2 separate regions of the Homo sapiens genome follow, and region 1 is linked to region 2. Evidence: read pairs that join two places in POLR2A ChIA-PET (ENCODE). Cell type or tissue: HepG2. All regions are shown on one strand. Links, peaks and the distances in the headings refer to the core of each region. The heading gives the core; the rest is flanking DNA.

Region 1 (9,564 bases), core at 648-8,647, 620 kb before region 2:
CCCATGTTCTTGGGGGGAGGCTGATGGATGATCAGGTTTTGAGCCACTTCTTTAGAATATTTCCCCATTTTACAGGTGTGACAACTGAAGGCCAGAGGTTAGAGGGCTCTGATGGCATCATGCAATCTGCCCATGGCAGAGGTGGATTCGGAATCAGGCTCCTGCACCTGGTCAGGGCTCTCGCACTGCTTCCCTGCTTCCCTTTATCACAGTTCTGCTCAGGGCCCAGGCCCCGGGCCACCCCGGGAGGTGCTGGGACAGTCAGGGTGGCCATTTCCTCTACAGCTTCTCCACGCAGTCAGGCACGGATCCTCTTGCTTAGTGAGCTGGCGAGCACAGAACGGAAAGCAAACAGGCAGCTCAGCCAAGTGAATAAAATGAGGCCCGGGGACTGGGGATTGTTCATTTACAGGATGACAAGTCTGGGCTGCCAGAGCCTGGGCGTCACTCTCAGCTGTGAGAGCAATGCCCAGAGCCGGAGCTCAATGTTGCCAAATCCCATGGTCGCAACTTCAATATGAGGAGCAGCTGGGCCATGCATTTTGAATGCTTTGGAAATCCAAGTTTCTCCTGCAAGGAGGCAAGGAAGTTGCAGAGAATAAGTAAAGTTGTCTAAGAATGACCTAGTGACCATCTTTCATAAAAAGAAAATGAGAATTGTGCCTGCAAAAGGCTTGCTGTTTAATCTAGGAGGTTTATTAGCATATAAAAGGAGGTTTATGCGATGTTTGTATTCAGACTTAGCTCTGCCTCTGTAAGCACCCAGGAGCCCAGAGAACAGCACCTGGCAGGCACCAGCTGTGCTGGAAAGGCCTTCCATTTGAGACAAACTGCTCTTGGATACAGAGCCCCGGGAGAGCAAGGATTTAGGGCGGCCTGTGCCAGTGTGCCCTGCAGCAGTGCTTCTCACGCCTGCATGTACACATGCTTCGCCCTGAGGTCTTGTTAAAATGCAGATTCTGATTCTGGGAGTCTGGGGTGGAGCGTGAGATTCTGAATTCTAACTAACTGACGTGTGTCCTTGATGTTTTGCTCCCTGAACCACATTTTGGGGAAAAAGACTCTATAGAAAACCACTTAGGACACTTATCAGGCACATGGCTAGTAGCTTGAGTATCAAGTAGTCCCGGGTCTGGATTCCTAGGAGGGGCAGGGAGGAGAGGAAAAGCAGGTTGCCGTGAAAGCACTGGGTTGGGTCCTTTCTCTTTGCAGTGTCAGAATAGGGTCAAATAAGAACAAATCAGGACTTAGCTATAGAGACTTTACTGGAAAAGATCACTGCTGCGCCGAAAGACCATTTCAATATGGGAAAGGCACAGACGACAGGATCTGCAAGTGTCTCCCAAATCAGGCAGGGAGAAAAGAGTTTTCTTTGAAAGGGAAGAGTAAAGCAAGGCTGGAAAGAATTGGTGTGGGGAAGTGGGACCCGCAGGTGGTCTAGAAGGACAATTGATGAGGAAACTGACAGCCAGTTCTCTTCATGTCGGGAGGGAACATCAAGGAGGGGCCGTCCACATTCTGATGCTGGCTTAGGCTGAGGGTGCGTCTGGGGGAAGGAGAGAAACTTAACCAAAGTTTGGTTAATTCAAATGAGAAGATATCTTGTCCAGATTGGTCACTGTGGCAGGCAATTCAGCTAATCATTTATGAGGCAAAGAATGGAAATGGTGGTGAGTCTGTGACTGTGTGTTACGGGTAAACGAGGAGTCATCCATGCGTCTTATCCGAGCCACATGGGGAAGGGTAGGCTTCGGCAGTAAGCCATTTCCAGGAACAGGAGGGTGGGGGTTTTCTTACGTGTCCGTGTTTTCCAAGGTCTCAGGCTTAGGTAAAGTTGAACATTGCTGCTGCCTGTCATATGCCACCACTTTTGTTATTTGTCATTCCTGTCAATGTACAGTTTTCAACAAGTTAAAAAAGACTCATACAAATATAGAATGAACCCAAGTCAGATATTTCACTCAGCTCATCAGTGAAGAAATAAGATGATAAAGTTGATTCAGAAAGAAATAGAACAGGTTTTAGTCTACCAGAAAAGACTTCTTGAAGTGTTTGCTGACTTACAGGTAACACTGGTTGGTTAATGTCCTGCAGGGCAATAAAACTGTAATCTTTAGCATTATTTTCCTACAGGACAGAAATGATATGCATTTCTCCTAGACAAGTTCTCTAAAATATCATGTGATCTCAGTGTATAGCCTCAAATAATAGTAACTGGCAGGTCAAACACAGGTGCATTTCCCTAGATAATTAAATAATCCTTATGTGGCCTTAGTAAATATGGCCCCAGTATTGTAATAAAACATTGCGCCACCCACTTTGGGGCCTTATTTCCATATTTTAAATACTTTTTCTTAACATCCCTAAGAATTTATATAAGGCCTGATTATGAGTCGGCCTGTTGAAGGCATATTCAGGTCATAACCTTATTCCAGACAAGCATTCCAATCAGGAGAACAGAACTTAGGGGATGGTCTTTTTATAACCATTGGCAGGAGGGTAGTGATAATGTTTTGTTGTTTGGTATCCCAGGATTTTCCATTATTTTGGCAAACTTTAAAAGATTAAGAGGGAGGAAAAGAACCTGTTTCTATTAACATCACCCCACAGACCAAAAACAGTTTAGTAAGTTTCAAAACAAAAATATTTTCCTGAGGGATGAACAATGCAAGCTACCAGCAACCTAGTGTGTCAAGGCTCTGCTGCAAAGTGTTGCCAAACAGCTATTATTAGTTCTTCCAGACCCAGAGCCCTTGTTTGCACGCCCAGATGAGGCCACATTTCCTAAAACCATCAAAACCTGCTTTAATTAGCCTGTTAATAGAAACTTGTTGTGAGCCCAGTTACTCCTTGCATCCAATCTTTGCCTCCAATCTCAGTTAATTCAGTTGAACATCACGTATCAGGAGGAACCCAGTGATTCTGTTAATAAAAATAAGCTGACTTATCAAGGTTTTAACAATCAGAGTGAAAAACAGGAATCATTTAGTAATCCTTCCAGCTCAAATGTGAACAACATGATGTTTGTTCTCTGCAAACCCTTGGTGCTCTAAACAATTTAATTGCCCATGTTATTTATAGAGAAAGTGTTTTTTGGAAATGGATGCCAGATAAGCATGCTCCCCTGAGTAGCTGAGTTCAGCACTCCTCTAGGGATGGAGGATGTACACGCAGGGTTCCATTACCCAAAGAAGACCAGTGCAGCAAAGGTGAACCAAGAATGCAGGCTTTGCATGGTAACGGGACAGAGGAAGATGAGGTGGGTGGGGAGGGAGGAAGAGAGTGTTTTTAGCTGCATCTTTTGCTTGTTAATCCTCACTAGTGCATTATTTTTTTCTTCATGACACTGATCATTATCTGACATTCAATATATTTTGCTTTCTGTTTATTTGCTGTCTGTCTCTCCTTACCCCACCCTCCACCCCCAACTAGAATGTCACCTCCCTCCATCAGGGCACTTTTTTTTGTTAGAACCGTGCCTGACACATAGCAGGCACTGTTAAAGGTAGAATAAAACTGTAGAGATGGATGTCTTAAATGTAACATTTTATTTGGGATGTGAGAATTGCAATGCAAGGCATACATGTAGATGGGGTAGTCTTCAGTATGATGTCCAAAGACAAAGAGGAGGTAGGAGGCTTTATAAAAAGGTAAAATGTTAGATTTTTTTTCTAGAATGTTCTTTGACAAGAGTAAAGTTTTGGGGAGCTGGCAGGCTCTGCTTGGTGAGTGATGGCAGTGGGTAAAACTAGTCTTAGAGTCATGTCAGGGTGTTTTAGTAGCCATGAGATATAGGTTATAGGCAGTTTCCGCAGCCAGGCTTGCAGACAATTACATTTTTGGAGCAATGTTTTGTGCCCTGAGTGCATTCCCCTAGGCCTCTTGAGTCTGTTTAAGTCAGATGTGACAAGAATGATCCAATTTTTATGATCAACTCCCACAGCCTCAATACATACTGGCTGAATAATAATGATGAATGAGAAGAAAGGATGAGTGAAGCCAAGTGCTCAGGAGAGGAGCTTAGAGTGGCAGTCACCAGGAAATCACAGATGTCAGGGATGGACAGAAATCCTGGGGAAGCTGCGGGACTTGGGGTTTGAGTTGATATCTGGGCTGTACATTTAGGGAGCTGCTTTATTGAAAAGGGAAACTATTTATATGCCTAAGACCAGCACCCCCCAGTTCTCCCCACATGCATCCAGAGGCCTGTCCTGTCTTCTCTGTTCCACTCTGGTTAGAAGCCCACCGCTCACCCCTCTGTCTCCTACATCGGAGAGCCGGGAGCTCTCTGAAGTTCCACGCTGCTGTTACTTGGCCTTCATGCCTTCCCCTGCCTGTAGCAACCTTCCCCCCGCCTCATCTGCTTTAGAGGAACTCCTAAAGTTCAACTAAGGCTGAACTCTTTAAGCCTCCAAAGCCCGACTGGGAGTCACCCTTTGACCCCTCCTGAGCAGCTAGCACATCCCCTTCATGCTGACCTACAGTTTGTGTCTTTGTCTATTGTTACTACTCTGAGCTGGAACAGTTCCACCAAACTACTCAAGAAAACCCTGGATGCCACTTATTGAGCACCTGATCTGTTCTAAGTCCTTGAAATTCGGTCTCATTTGATTTTCAGAACAGCCCCAAGAGATAGCAGCTTATCATTCAACAGATGGAGAAAATGGAGTTCAAGGGAGATTGAAATTTACCTATGACAGTGACACAACTCACATGTAGCACAGTGGGATCAGAGGGTGTGTCTGACCCCAAAGACCATGCCAGTTAACAACACAACAGCACTAAGTTACACTTCCATCCATCTCGCCAACTGTTGGGATCATTGTCATAAAGAGCAGCCCCTATTCCATGATTCCATGGCTTCTTCCCCCACCTATTCTTGTCGGATGTTGGCTCTGTAAAATTCCCTCCAGAATTTCTGGCAGGTTTAGGAGGGAAGCTCACATGTGCTCATGGACTTGTCAAATTCCATGGGCTGTCACTGCTTCCTGCCACACCCCCACTGGGTAGACGGGGTCCCTGAGGCTGCTCCGAGCTCCCTGTGGCATGTCCGGGTTGGGTCCTGGCTGTCGGGTCCTTGCTCTCCACCAGGTGTCATGCTTCTCCTTCCAGGTGCTGTTCCGATACCCAGCCTGCCATCTCTGGAGGAAGCCCGCCACTCCTCAGCCTCCCTGGGAGGCCAGATCTCAAACTGTGATTGCTACACCCTAATGATTTATAGTAAAGCAGCCTTTTCTCTTCTATCACCTTGCTGCAGACATCCATAGGGCTTAGACATGAATCACTGGGGGCTGTACTGGACCATCCCAGTGTTGATGTTGTGTTGAACTGGGAGCTCCTTTCCCCTCCAATGGCTGAGGTTTGGTCCCTGAGTATGTTCATGGGGACCAGATGCCCTGCCCTTGAGAACGGCCCCCATTGTGCACCTGGCTGCTCGGACTTACATCATCGTGGCTTCAGTGCACGGCAGAAGGGGCTTTTCACTGTGTACGTCGGTATCGGGTAGATTTCTATCATGGGGTGGCTGGCCTGGCCACCAAATTCCACAGCCTCAAGCGCAGCCACCACTGCGCACTTACTCCACCCTGTTGCCCTGCACGCGGCTGTGGACCAGTCCTCCCATCATCTTAGTACGTTGCACAGCACCATCCTCACCACACATTTGCTGAGCAGAAGTGTGAATGAAGGCAGAAGTGTGAATGAAGGCAGAAGTGTGAATGAAAGCAGAAGTGTGAATGAAGACGTCTAAATTGCATGCCTGGTAGTTTTTTTTACTGGGTCTAAAATTGAGGTTTATTTTACTTTCAATGTGTTTTTTATTTAAAAAAAGATTCTGCTCAATTTTTCTGTGAAACTAAAACTCCTCTAAAATAGTCTATAAAAATGTAGAGATTGTGTGTAGATGATGAATTAAAAACAAACAAACAAACCGGTGCTTTGCTGAGCTGCTCTGCAGTCTAAGCAGAGGTCATAACATGGCTACAGGTTTCACTCCAACAAATACAAACAAGCAAAAACATCAATTTGTTAGTCAATCAATAACCATTCAATCAGGGGTTCACCCAGAACCTTTGGGGTTGGGTCCTGGGACTGTACAAACCTCATGTGGTCACACAACTGTCTATATCAAAAGGAACATACATTTATTTTCAATTGATTTCTAACTTAATTGCAGAGTGATCAGAGAGCATAGGAAACCTGTTCTTTGGTGTTTGTGAAGCTCTGCTCTGGGGCCTCACAGGTAGTCCATTTGTATTAGACTTCTGGGCTGGCTTTGAGGAAGCAGACAAGGTATCCCAATGCTCTCAGGTTGTTGTTTGGAAACTCACACCTTTCTCTGGGACTCCTTGCCCACGGAGATCCTCAGCATCCTCCCCTCTCGTATTCCCTTTCCCCTTGCAAGCACAACCTTGGGAAGGACTCAGCTTGCAGGTCATGCATAGCTTCTTTGAAGTCATATGGTAGACAGAGTTATCCCCAGATCAAACTGCTGTGAAGAAAACCATTATCAAGACAAAATTTAAAATGCCCCGGTGGGGCTGTCGGTGTCCTGTGCCATGCTGGATTGAGAAGCAGCCTGCTTGGAATTGTCAGCCCAGTTGGGTGGCAGTGGTCTGGTAGGTAAGAACAGTTGTTGTAAATTCCTGGGGTTTGTGCTGCTTCTTACTCTTCACAAAGCATTCTGCATTCATCTGCTTCTTGGTTCCTCATGACAAGTCTGTGAAGTCTGCATTATCTTGCCTTAGGAATCAGGGATTTCCACCCCTGTGGCCTCTGTTCCATTCACCAGCATCCTTCTGTGACCCAGATGTAAAAGTATCACACAGAGGTGCAAGAGATCGGGGTTCTGATCACAGGCTGCATGTTAAACTTCCTGCCTGACCCTGGGTAAGTCTTTTACAGATTTTTCTTCTTCATCTGAAAATTGCAGCGGTTGGATCAAATCCATGATTTTTCAGATGAAATCTTCTTCACATATAAAATAAACGGCTTTGACTGAAGGAGGAATGGGCCTGGAGTCCTCTCTGTCTTCCCTCTGGCCTCCCTGTCTTCTGTAAAATCCTCTCAGCCACTGCTATAACCCCTAGGGCTCACTGGAAATGTTGACCTCATGATATGTAGGTGTTTGTTTACCTTAGCATTATGTGACATTTTATTTATCTGTAAAAGCAAAAAGATTGGATTCAGTTGTCTCCAAGGATGAGCTGTGATTTAACCCCAGGTTTGCAGGGATGAATGAATGATCTGCCACCTCTTGCTGATTAAAGGCTTTATCTTCTCCATCCAGTGGAAGCAGTTTCCTGCATGGGAACTAAGAGAGGTCACATATGGGTGGTGAGCTTTTTTGAACATTGGGGCTGCCTCCTCTGGTTCTTGGGGAGATTCTGCTTCCTGCAGCATCAACTTAGAGATAGCTTTGCTTTCATGCCACAGATCCTCTCCTCGGGTACCAAGCAGAGATAGAGTTCCCCATGAGGAGATCCCGTTACATGCTTGGCCACACATTTCTTTTGAAATGTCGCTGGGGAAGAAAAGCTCTCACCAAAATTACTTCCTTTCCTTAGGAAAGATTGTTTTTAATCATAATTTAAAGATTCATGGGCAGAACTCTGTTTCTGTGCAAGATGGAGTAACAGGGACTGGATTTATATTCCCACCTGAAAACAAAACAAAACAAAACAAAACCAAAAAGCTAGACCAAATACATAAAATGACAGTTTCAAGACAAGGAGCATCAGGCAATGGAGGACAGGGAGCCCTGAGAGACAGGGAAGAAATGAGGCAACTCATATGATTGCCCCAGTTACTGCTTTGAGAGTTTCCAGGCAAGAGTAAGGACAGTCTGTTTAACAAATGGCACTGGAAAGGTGGGTTTTTGTTTACCTTAGCATTATGTGACACTTTATTTCTCTGTAAAAGCAAAAAGAATACATACAAGGAAGGAGAAGCCAGCTGGAGCCTGGCAGACTCTGAGTTGAAGACACAGAGTGGAGAGTCCAGGGAGAACCCACTGACTAGAACTGATAGGATGAGTACCAAAGAGGAGACACGTGCATGGAGACAGTGGGCAAGAGAGCTCTGAAGATATGCCGAGGGTCCCCCTCAAATATTCAGCAAATTGTTAATGGGTTCTGTTGAAGGCTGGGGAAAGAAGCATCTGAAAGATTTAGATTGAGCAATGCCCCAAGCTTACTCAGAGCTGTGAATAGTGCCTGTTCTTACCAAGATGGAAAAATCCCATAAAGTTAATTGGTATATATTTTTTGGAGAAATGTCTGCTCAAGTCCTTTGCTAATGTTTTAATCCGGTTGTTTTCGTTTTCATTTTTTTCAGTTGTGAAATCTGTAGAAATTCTGGCTATTAATCTCTTATTGGATATATGGATTTGCAAATATTTTCTTCCATTTTGTGGATTGCTTTTACTCTGTTGACAGTGTCCTTTGGTGCACAACATTTTTAAATTTTGAAGTATTCCAATTTATCGATTTTTTCTTTTGTCGTTTGTGCTTTTACTGCTATATCCATAAATCATTGCCAAATCCAATGATGTGAAGGTTTCCTCTATGTTTTCTTCTAAGAGTTTTATAGTTTTAGTAATTACATTTAGGTCTTTAATCCATTTTGAGTTAATTTTTGTATATAGTTAAGGTAGGGGTTCAACTTCGTTCTTTTACATGTGAATATTGTGTTTTTCCAGTGCCATTTGTTAAAAAGACTGTCCTTACCCTTGTTGAATGGTTTTGGTACCCTCATTCAAAATTATTTGACCATATATGTGAGAATTTAAACCTGAACTCTGTATTCTATCCCATTATTCTGTATGTCTGTCTTTATGTAAGTACAATGTTTTGATTACTGTAGTTTGTTTTTTCAACTTTTATTTTAGATTCAGGGGTACATGTACAGATTTTTTACCTGGTTCTATTGTGTGATGCTGAGGTTTGGGGTATGGTAAATGATCCCATCACCCAGGTACTGAGAATAGCACTCATAAGTTACTTTCTTAACCCGTACCCACCTCTCCCCTTTCTCTAGTAGTCCCCAGTGTCTATTGTTGCTGTCTTTATATCCATGAGGTCCTGATATTTACATCCCACTTATAAATGAAAACATGCAGTATTTGGTTTTCAGTGTCTGTGTTAATTTACTTAGGATAATGGCCTCCAGCTGCATCCATATTGCTGCAAAGGACATGATTTCATTCTTTTTACTGGCTGTGTAGTATTCTATGATGTATATGTACCATATTTTCTTTATCCAATCCACTGTTGATTGGAACCTAGGTTGATTCTATATCTTTGCTCTTGTGCATAGTGCTCCAATGAACAAGTGTGTGTGTGTGTGTGTGTGTGTGTGCGTGTGTCTCTTATTGGTGGAACAATTAGCTTTCTTTTGGGTATATACCCAGTAATGGGATTGCTGGGTCCAATGGCAGTTCTATTTTAAGTTCTTTGAGAAATCTCTAGACTGCTTTCCACAGTGGCTGAACTAATTGACATCCCCACCAACAGTGTATAGGTGCTCCCTTTTCTCTGTAGCCTCACCAGCATCTGATATTTTTTT
Region 2 (9,564 bases), core at 1,037-9,036:
GGAGGCAGCCCGAGGCGCCCCGCGCGTTGTCCCGCAGGTTGCTTGCTGCGACCGGAGGTGGCGTCCGGGGACTTCGGGCCTCGGCGCCAGCTCAGTATGCTGGTGGGAGAGTTTGGGGAGACTCTGGGGTAGGGGAATGTATTTGGGGTGCTGGCTTGGGAGTACTCCATGGGACCCCTGTTCTAGAATCTGGGCGAGGTGGAGAAGGGCTAGGAACGGGCCACATGCCCAAGCAGCAATCCGCTCGCCACCTTCCCAAGGGCGATCGATCATGACTCTCCCTGAATGAAACAGACTCGGAGTCCGGAGACTGGGCCATCGGGGACGAAAGGGCTCCCCGGAGGCCTCCCCGGACGCGGAGGCCTGGGCGGTGGGTGGGAGGTCTGGGCACCCTCCAGCCGCGGTGCTAACGCTGTCGCCTCCCTCCCGGGGCTCTGTCCGCAGGGCTACTCCTCCGTGAGCAACATGAACGCCGGCCTGGGGATGAACGGCATGAACACGTACATGAGCATGTCGGCGGCCGCCATGGGCAGCGGCTCGGGCAACATGAGCGCGGGCTCCATGAACATGTCGTCGTACGTGGGCGCTGGCATGAGCCCGTCCCTGGCGGGGATGTCCCCCGGCGCGGGCGCCATGGCGGGCATGGGCGGCTCGGCCGGGGCGGCCGGCGTGGCGGGCATGGGGCCGCACTTGAGTCCCAGCCTGAGCCCGCTCGGGGGGCAGGCGGCCGGGGCCATGGGCGGCCTGGCCCCCTACGCCAACATGAACTCCATGAGCCCCATGTACGGGCAGGCGGGCCTGAGCCGCGCCCGCGACCCCAAGACCTACAGGCGCAGCTACACGCACGCAAAGCCGCCCTACTCGTACATCTCGCTCATCACCATGGCCATCCAGCAGAGCCCCAACAAGATGCTGACGCTGAGCGAGATCTACCAGTGGATCATGGACCTCTTCCCCTTCTACCGGCAGAACCAGCAGCGCTGGCAGAACTCCATCCGCCACTCGCTCTCCTTCAACGACTGTTTCCTGAAGGTGCCCCGCTCGCCCGACAAGCCCGGCAAGGGCTCCTTCTGGACCCTGCACCCTGACTCGGGCAACATGTTCGAGAACGGCTGCTACCTGCGCCGCCAGAAGCGCTTCAAGTGCGAGAAGCAGCTGGCGCTGAAGGAGGCCGCAGGCGCCGCCGGCAGCGGCAAGAAGGCGGCCGCCGGAGCCCAGGCCTCACAGGCTCAACTCGGGGAGGCCGCCGGGCCGGCCTCCGAGACTCCGGCGGGCACCGAGTCGCCTCACTCGAGCGCCTCCCCGTGCCAGGAGCACAAGCGAGGGGGCCTGGGAGAGCTGAAGGGGACGCCGGCTGCGGCGCTGAGCCCCCCAGAGCCGGCGCCCTCTCCCGGGCAGCAGCAGCAGGCCGCGGCCCACCTGCTGGGCCCGCCCCACCACCCGGGCCTGCCGCCTGAGGCCCACCTGAAGCCGGAACACCACTACGCCTTCAACCACCCGTTCTCCATCAACAACCTCATGTCCTCGGAGCAGCAGCACCACCACAGCCACCACCACCACCAACCCCACAAAATGGACCTCAAGGCCTACGAACAGGTGATGCACTACCCCGGCTACGGTTCCCCCATGCCTGGCAGCTTGGCCATGGGCCCGGTCACGAACAAAACGGGCCTGGACGCCTCGCCCCTGGCCGCAGATACCTCCTACTACCAGGGGGTGTACTCCCGGCCCATTATGAACTCCTCTTAAGAAGACGACGGCTTCAGGCCCGGCTAACTCTGGCACCCCGGATCGAGGACAAGTGAGAGAGCAAGTGGGGGTCGAGACTTTGGGGAGACGGTGTTGCAGAGACGCAAGGGAGAAGAAATCCATAACACCCCCACCCCAACACCCCCAAGACAGCAGTCTTCTTCACCCGCTGCAGCCGTTCCGTCCCAAACAGAGGGCCACACAGATACCCCACGTTCTATATAAGGAGGAAAACGGGAAAGAATATAAAGTTAAAAAAAAGCCTCCGGTTTCCACTACTGTGTAGACTCCTGCTTCTTCAAGCACCTGCAGATTCTGATTTTTTTGTTGTTGTTGTTCTCCTCCATTGCTGTTGTTGCAGGGAAGTCTTACTTAAAAAAAAAAAAAAATTTTGTGAGTGACTCGGTGTAAAACCATGTAGTTTTAACAGAACCAGAGGGTTGTACTATTGTTTAAAAACAGGAAAAAAAATAATGTAAGGGTCTGTTGTAAATGACCAAGAAAAAGAAAAAAAAAGCATTCCCAATCTTGACACGGTGAAATCCAGGTCTCGGGTCCGATTAATTTATGGTTTCTGCGTGCTTTATTTATGGCTTATAAATGTGTATTCTGGCTGCAAGGGCCAGAGTTCCACAAATCTATATTAAAGTGTTATACCCGGTTTTATCCCTTGAATCTTTTCTTCCAGATTTTTCTTTTCTTTACTTGGCTTACAAAATATACAGGCTTGGAAATTATTTCAAGAAGGAGGGAGGGATACCCTGTCTGGTTGCAGGTTGTATTTTATTTTGGCCCAGGGAGTGTTGCTGTTTTCCCAACATTTTATTAATAAAATTTTCAGACATACCAAAATTGAATGAATTTTACAGTAGGCACACAGGGACCTGCTCCCGAGATTCTGCAATTAACATTTCATTATACTTGCTTTATCACATACTTGTCCATCTATCTTCACCTCCACTGGTCAATCCATCTTATTTCTCTAAATCCACTTCAAATTTGCAGATACCAGTACACATCCCCCTAAACACTAAAGCAAGCACATTATTAAATGGAACTTGTATGGTTTATGGTTACTTTTTGAATTTGGGGGTTAACTTTACACACAATGAAATACACAGATCCCAGGAAGACCATTCCAGCAGGTTTATTTTTAAAGCCAGTAGAAGATCACTCTCCACATATCACAATTTTCCACCTTGGCTGTTTGAATGTGCCCTGTTGTTGTGGTCTCTTGGGCCCCACAGCTTGCTTCTCTTGGGGGAAGCCTCAATTTCACATGTTTTTGCTGTACTTCTGATCTTGGGCCTCCCTTCAGGTCAATGAGCCTGGATCAAACTTGCAAATTTGTGGTGCAGCACTTTGCCTGTTCACCACTGTGAACAGTGGTGGAATTGGGACTCTGCCTGGATCTTCCAGCCTCCTCTGTACACAGGGTGCCACCCTTTCCCACCCTTCTCCCTGGAGCAGGTATTGTGCACAACCATGGCAGACCTTTCTAACCCAGAAAGACCTTACTAACCCAGAAATGGCGAGACACTTGGTGTAGGGAAACATTTAGAAGATCTTCTCCTGGAATTGGTTTGAAAGGGTAAGTCAGGGTAACAATCCAAGTCTGTTTTTTAAAAATAGGGTATATTTGGGAGTGAGGAGGAGGTAAGGGGTGTCTGGCCAATGGACCATGACAGTAGTGAAGATGCCACTGTCGGCAAATTTGCTCCCCATCTCCCTCCAAAACTCAAGGCTCTTGCAAATCTTCTTGTAAGTTAGGTGAGGTTGGCAATCCAGGTTTGCAGGGTCCAGGGGTTATGCAGGTATTTTGTGAGCCTTCAAGGACTCTAAAAGTATAACGAAAAATCCCAGAGTGAATTCTTATACACCATGCTGCCTCTCCCCCCAGACGACCTCGCTGGCCTAAAAGGACGGCCAACGGCAGTGAAAACCAAGGCCGACAGCGCAAAGGGGAGTCTGGTGTTGGTTTTGCCCAGGACATCTGCTGGCTGGGCGAGGGCAGGATCAGTGTCGTCGCGGGTCAGGCAGACTTGGGAGCCACTCCCGCGCGCAGTGGCTTGCGGTGGGTAAAAACACTCCGAAAGCCTGGAGGCTAGGACTTTTTGCCTCAGGTTTCTAAGCTCAGGCTCCTTTTTTCAAGATTAGATCTTTGGGCTTCTTGACCATCCTAACCTGGAGTGTTCCAGCTACGCCCCAGACCTGGAGACTGTCTTTGAGTGCTACCTTGCTGGGGTCTCTGCCACCCCATCCCCCACCCCGCCGCCTTCCCCAACAAGCCTGGCCTTCCCACGCGCTTGAGGGGGGTTTGGCATCGCCTCCGCCTCCCACCCGCCACTGCCCCCCTCCCGCCACCAAATCCCTTTCTTAACATGCCACATTGTCCCGAAGAACACAAGGAAGAGAAATTGGGGAGGGGGGGATCCGGAGGCCACAGCCAGCAATCAGGCCGTCTCTCCTCCTAGCAAGGACACACACGTCGTGAGCCCGGCCTGAAATGTGTTTCATTATCACATAAAAGGCTCCCGTGGCGAAGGAGCCGAGAGGCAGGGCCGGGGGCCGAGTGGGGGACAATGGAGGCTGAAAGCGCTGCCCTAACCTGCTATGTTTCGTATGGCACGCCCATTGTGCGAGGGTCGTTTTAAACTACTTAGCGCGCCCCCCTTCACTGATCCCGGCCGATAAGATATAGTTCTGTCCGAATACATAAAAAGGATGTCGGGGAGCAGGCGCTTTCGGAGGCTTTTCTGTGCTTCTTGTGTCTTTCACGCCCCCCTCCCGCTTAAATCCCTCCCCTAGCCCGGGTTCCGAGATAACGAGCTCACAAATCGCCACTGCGCGCTTTCCCCAACTCTACTCATTGTGGGGTGCAGAGACTCTCCCCCCTCCTTTTTTTCCTTTTTTCCCCACGCTTTCCGCGCGCCGGTTTAAGCAACCATGATCTGTGAATAAACAAAGTCTGTAAACAACCGAAAAAAACATTCTAGATCCGAATTCCAGGAGGGTAAACTTTCCATGCCACGTCACACTTCAGCAAATTTGCACAGATATTATATTGCCTCCCCCCTCCTTTATTATTCTTTTTTTTTTTTTTTTGCCAGGATCCCATTGTACTTAACTGAATTTTATAACGCTGATCGATATCTTGGTAAAATATTCATTTTTAAACTAGCGGGCAGTGAAATCTTTGCTTTGTGTGCTAAAGTCAACAGTCGCTTGGTTTGAGCTCAAATAAATGCGGGGATGCCTCGGCTCGGAGCAGTCGGCCTCCTCCCTCCGCGAGCTGGACGCTCCGCAGCCCGCCCGCCAGCCGGCCCGCCGGCCGCCGCAGGTAGGGAGCGCGCCCACCCGGGGACCGCGCCCGGCTCCCCTCCTCAGCGTCCGCACCCCACTCCTGTCCGCTCACCGCCCCTCCCCCAGCCAGTCCTTCTCCCTTCCAGGGCTCGGACGCCCGGGCGGGCTTGGCTGGTGGTAAGCTCAGCCAACTGAGACTCAAGGCGTTGGGTTTTTTTGCAGGGGGTTCGGAAAGTGCATGACTTGGAAGGATGAGGGGTCGTAGAGTTGCAAACTCAGACCGCTTAGGCTCTGAGCTCAGTTAGAGGAGTTTGGTAGGGCCCCGAGGAAGCCACACAGGCCCCTCGAGCGGCTCGGGTCTGGGGATTCGATCTGAGAGCAGCATGTTTCCAGAGAACAGTGGAGGGTGGGGTGTGGGGAACCCCCTTGGCCCCAGAATCTAGTGTGGGGGTCAGCAGAAAATGATGTGCGTGGTGCATGGGAGTTTGAAGAGGCTGAGGCCGGAGCATGGTGACGCCCTCCCCTTGGCGCGCAGGGGTTCGAGTCCAGTCTCAACTCTTTCTCGGACACAGGCAGGCCGAGGAGACGATGGGGATCGTCATCAAGCAGCAGCAGGGGAGGGGCCGCGCCTTTCTAAGAGGCGAGTGAACCTTAGCTCTGGCTGCAGGAAGCGGCTGGTGGCCTTTTGCGCACAGCCGTGCTTGGCGGCAGGCAGGTTGGGGAGCCTCTGGGGTTACGAGCTGGGTCCAGGAGAGAAAGTCAGAAAGCAGACGCAGGGCCATTTATCATCGCATTCTCCCTGCAACCCAGTCGCCGATTTCCCCCCTTCCACGGGCAGGAGCACGCTCGCGCGTGCCGGGCTTGCCCTCGGGAATTCCGGAGGACGCGAGTTTGTAGGACCCAACAGAACCAGCCGCGTCTTTCCGCCGCCTGCGGAAAGGCGTGGACCTCGGAAAAATAGTAGTTCTGCTGCTGCCCCTTGAAACCTCATAAAGTTGTATTTCCCCAGGTGTCTACCAGCGCCCCCCCCCAATCCCTGCCCCCACGCCAGATCCACATTCTCTCTGGGGTCTTTTCTTTAAACGCCTGGGTAGCAGGCACTGTGAGAGGCCCGTGCCTGGCTGGGTTACTTTGGGTCTTTGGTCTGATGCGACAGGGAACTGGCACATGGAAATTGCCCACCACCCCCGACCGGAAAGCTTTTCCCATCTGCGCCGCAGTCACCAGACTTCGAACCCAAGTGGGCAGAAATCTGTTTCGTTGTTCAGCAGGGTCAGTGTTATGTAGTCACCTTCCTGTGTGGGGACCCTTGGTGGCCCCTCCTCTCCTTCCCTGGTGCCTTGGGCTGTGCGCCCGTGTCCACCGCACCCGAAGCCTGCTGGGGAGCGCGCCCGCCGCCCTCCGAGCCCCGGCTCGCCTCGGGTGGCTGGTTATCTTCGCTGAACATGATGGGACGCCTGCAGGACACACGGCAAGGCTAATCGTTTTTAAATAATTAATGCCTCCCGTTCCGCTGGTAATGCGCGGCGTCGAATCCTTCAATTACTTGTCATTAGACGGGTGTCGCCCCACGGCCTTCCCTCGGGCCTTTGATGGCCCCGGGTCCCCTCGCCCAGGCCACTCCGCAACCTAATTCAAAGGTGCCGTGCCTTTGAGAGCCGGGTACGGAGTAGCCATGACCCTTAATTCAGTGCGAGTTTTGAAAGAAAGACCCTCGCTGAAGAGATGTAATCTTCCAAATGGCCAATTTAAACGCCCAATCTTTATCGCCCGCCTTCTCCCCAGCTTCATAAAGAGAAGCCGCTCCTCAATGCTTTGGGGGCCTTTTAATGTGGGAGGGGGGCGGGAAGAAGCAAGAGATAAGGCTCAATATGGCATAGAAGGAGGCGTTAGCCCTAGGAGGTACCTGAAGTTACCTGGGGGCAACGCGTTTTCTTCGGGGCAGTGCATGCTTCTACACATCCGGGGGTCTGGAGGTGGCCCTGGCTTGGAGGGAGGGGTGGCCGAGATGAGATCTGGAATGTGCAGACACCAGTTATGTTTCAAAAGAGCAGCAAGGCCTTTTCTGACTATGCACCTTCACCCCGCAAGAGAGCGCAGGAAAGGAAACATTTTCCTCCCAAACACCATGAACCTGGAGTTGCAAGCAGCCCGTTCTGGCTTATGTCCGCAAAGTCGTAGGCATCAAGTCCTGCCATACAGAATAGACCACCTCCACCCCCACGCACACCCTAGTGCCATTAGCTCCAGTTTGCTGTCCCTGCTGTAGCAAAAGAACAAGATTTCAGACCTGAAATCCTACTGGGTGGGGGACAGCATGGACACCAGCCCTGGAGGCAGCACCATGGCAACCAGGCCAGCCAGGGGTTGTCGAGTAAAATGTAAAACTTTGAAACATACAAACAGAAAAAAATAATCAATCCCCAAAATTTGCGACTTGACTTAATTACACTTCTTGCTCTTTCCTTCCCAGTCAAATGTTCTTTTTACAGTAAATAAAGACTCAAGGGTCTAGGGATCTTATCTTTATCTTTCCCCTTCTGAGCAAAAACAATGCACTGTATCTTCAACCTTCCTTAAATGCGAAGACATCTCCACTCTAGGCTTTATAGTTAACTTTAGATCAGAAATTTACTGTAGCCGCTATCCCCAGCTTTCCTCTGAGAAGAGGTAAAAGGAGATGGGGGATGGAGAGACAAGATAGTGAGAATCTATTTTAACAATGGATGGAAAAAGGATGAAGGCCTGTGACCCACACCCTACCCCCGCCAGGGTCCTGGGCTGTTCTTTAGGTCTTCAGCTCCACACACGTGGCCTTTCTAGAGCAAATCACCCTGATTGGGATTTTTTGAAAAATTCTTTTTTGATGAGAGGCACCGGATGTGGGCAGGATGTTACAGGCACCCCCAGAGACAAGCAAACAAAAATAGCGTTGAATGGATGAATGTCCTCAGCGGAGCTCAGCAGGGTCCCCAGCTCCCAGCAGGCCTCTTCTCCCTTTAACAAAACTCCCAGGGAGTTCCCTACCCTGGAGCACTCCAGGGGGTGCCTCGGAAGCCTAAATCCTGGGCCATCTTCCCCATTCTGTTCACAGCCTTCCTGCCCACTCTCTTATCCCTTTTCTCCTTTCTTCTCTAAAACAATCATGTGTGTCCCCAGTTGCCCCCTCCCGCTATTGTATTTGTTGATGACCTAACACGCTCACACCAAAAGCCACACACAGAAAACCAACAACGTGGGATGGGAGGAGAGACCAATTATGACTGAGGCTAACAAGCAGGGAACACCCAAGTTGAGGCCGGCTGTCTCCTGGGAGACTGATGGAGGCTTATTTTACAAGCTGTAATTCCGTGGCAGTCCCTCTTGCTAGACTGGAGGTGATGCCTATTCTCCCCTCCCCCTCAGTCCCTGCACCCTTGGGGCCTAGTCCAGATCATTTGTATCCTCTGCAGAAGAAGCTGCCACCTTGTGCTAAAGTACCACTCATGAAAAGGTAGAGAGGACAGGGAGTTTTTACAAGCATACCTTCACACCAGTGTGCTTATTTTTTACGTTAGTTGCTGTTTGTCAGAGCTCTGAGCTCACTGCCAACATTCACATGGACTGGTCAGATGTCATTGTCACCACTCCCCCCGCCCCCCGCAGGTTCACATTAAAAAGCATTGACTTACTTGTCCTCAATCTCTCTCTAAAGAAGGGGTGATATTTCACTGTTAGATAACACAACTGATAGCTGGGAGTGCTAAAAGAAGCAACAAATTAAGTTACATTCATTCATGCAAAGCTAGAGGTCTCACTTCCCACCAGGGCAAGTGCCTGGGGTTTAACCCTCTCTTGTTAATCAGAGGCAGCAATATTCCCAGCAGTGTCAGGAGATGATGCTGGCAATACTATACTTTCTTGACTTAAACATCATTAAATTTATTGAGAGAGAATATTTCAGCCTCACAAACATATGTGTAAGGGAAAAATACTGGCGTGTAATGCAGCATTATAACTTTGTGACGAGAATTGTTTACTGTTTTTTAGTTCTACTTGCTTATGTGGTTCAATCTCTGCTTCTTTAAATGGTTGGGTCCTAGTTTATTTTTTAATCAGTAAATCAGCTTTCCCATTGTTTCAATGATTTGAAAATAATAAGACACAGGTCCAAAAATAAGCAGGGATGTTTTTGAACTAGGGTTGGTAATGATCTGAGCAAATAAAAATAGGATTGCATGCATGTGAATTTTGACTTGGTATTTAATGAAAAATATAATCTCAATTTATTATTCCTTCTATTTTTATAAAGCAGAAGTAATTATATATTGAATTTTGTTGGGAAATTGTTGCTTACTGAAAGGAAAGCATATATATAATTCCTAACTTGAATTCATGAATGTTAAAAGTGCTTTATTTGAAAACATAAAACAATCTTTGGAAGTATTTGGAGGAGAGGGCTTGGAAGGCACTAAGGCCTGAGGTAGATAGCTGGATAATCGAAAAGGACAGATGATGATTAGATGACGTTTT

The links. Peaks named below come from ENCODE experiments on the same cell type or tissue, not always from the same donor. Only the 100,000 strongest peaks of a DNase experiment are listed, where the experiment ranks them.
Region 1: POLR2A ChIA-PET joins it to region 2 with 6 read pairs; 2 of 35 experiments call an interaction of 5 or more read pairs at or near these places.

What each region holds. Positions count from the first base shown.
Region 1 is chr20:23,196,666-23,206,229 of GRCh38, reverse strand. No RefSeq gene overlaps it. Among named protein-coding and RNA genes, the nearest start is that of LINC03125, 53 kb to the right of the region's middle. In HepG2, for the core only: a CTCF peak has its summit at 5,095 (motif pointing right); a DNase peak (open chromatin) is centred at 5,079; H3K27me3 peaks cover 1,288 bases.
Region 2 is chr20:22,574,035-22,583,598 of GRCh38, reverse strand. It overlaps FOXA2 (forkhead box A2), which reads left to right. Exons shown (of 2, transcript NM_021784.5): 2 at 445-2,601. The coding sequence ends at 1,749. LINC00261 (long intergenic non-protein coding RNA 261) reads left to right here and starts at 4,957. Exons shown (of 4, transcript NR_001558.3): 1 at 4,957-5,089. RefSeq lists enhancers at 422-994, 995-1,566, 3,243-4,198, 4,199-5,154, 5,155-6,110. In HepG2, for the core only: CTCF peaks have their summits at 1,367 (motif pointing left) and 8,864; DNase peaks (open chromatin) are centred at 4,928, 5,688, 6,268 and 7,193; H3K4me3 peaks cover 5,261 bases.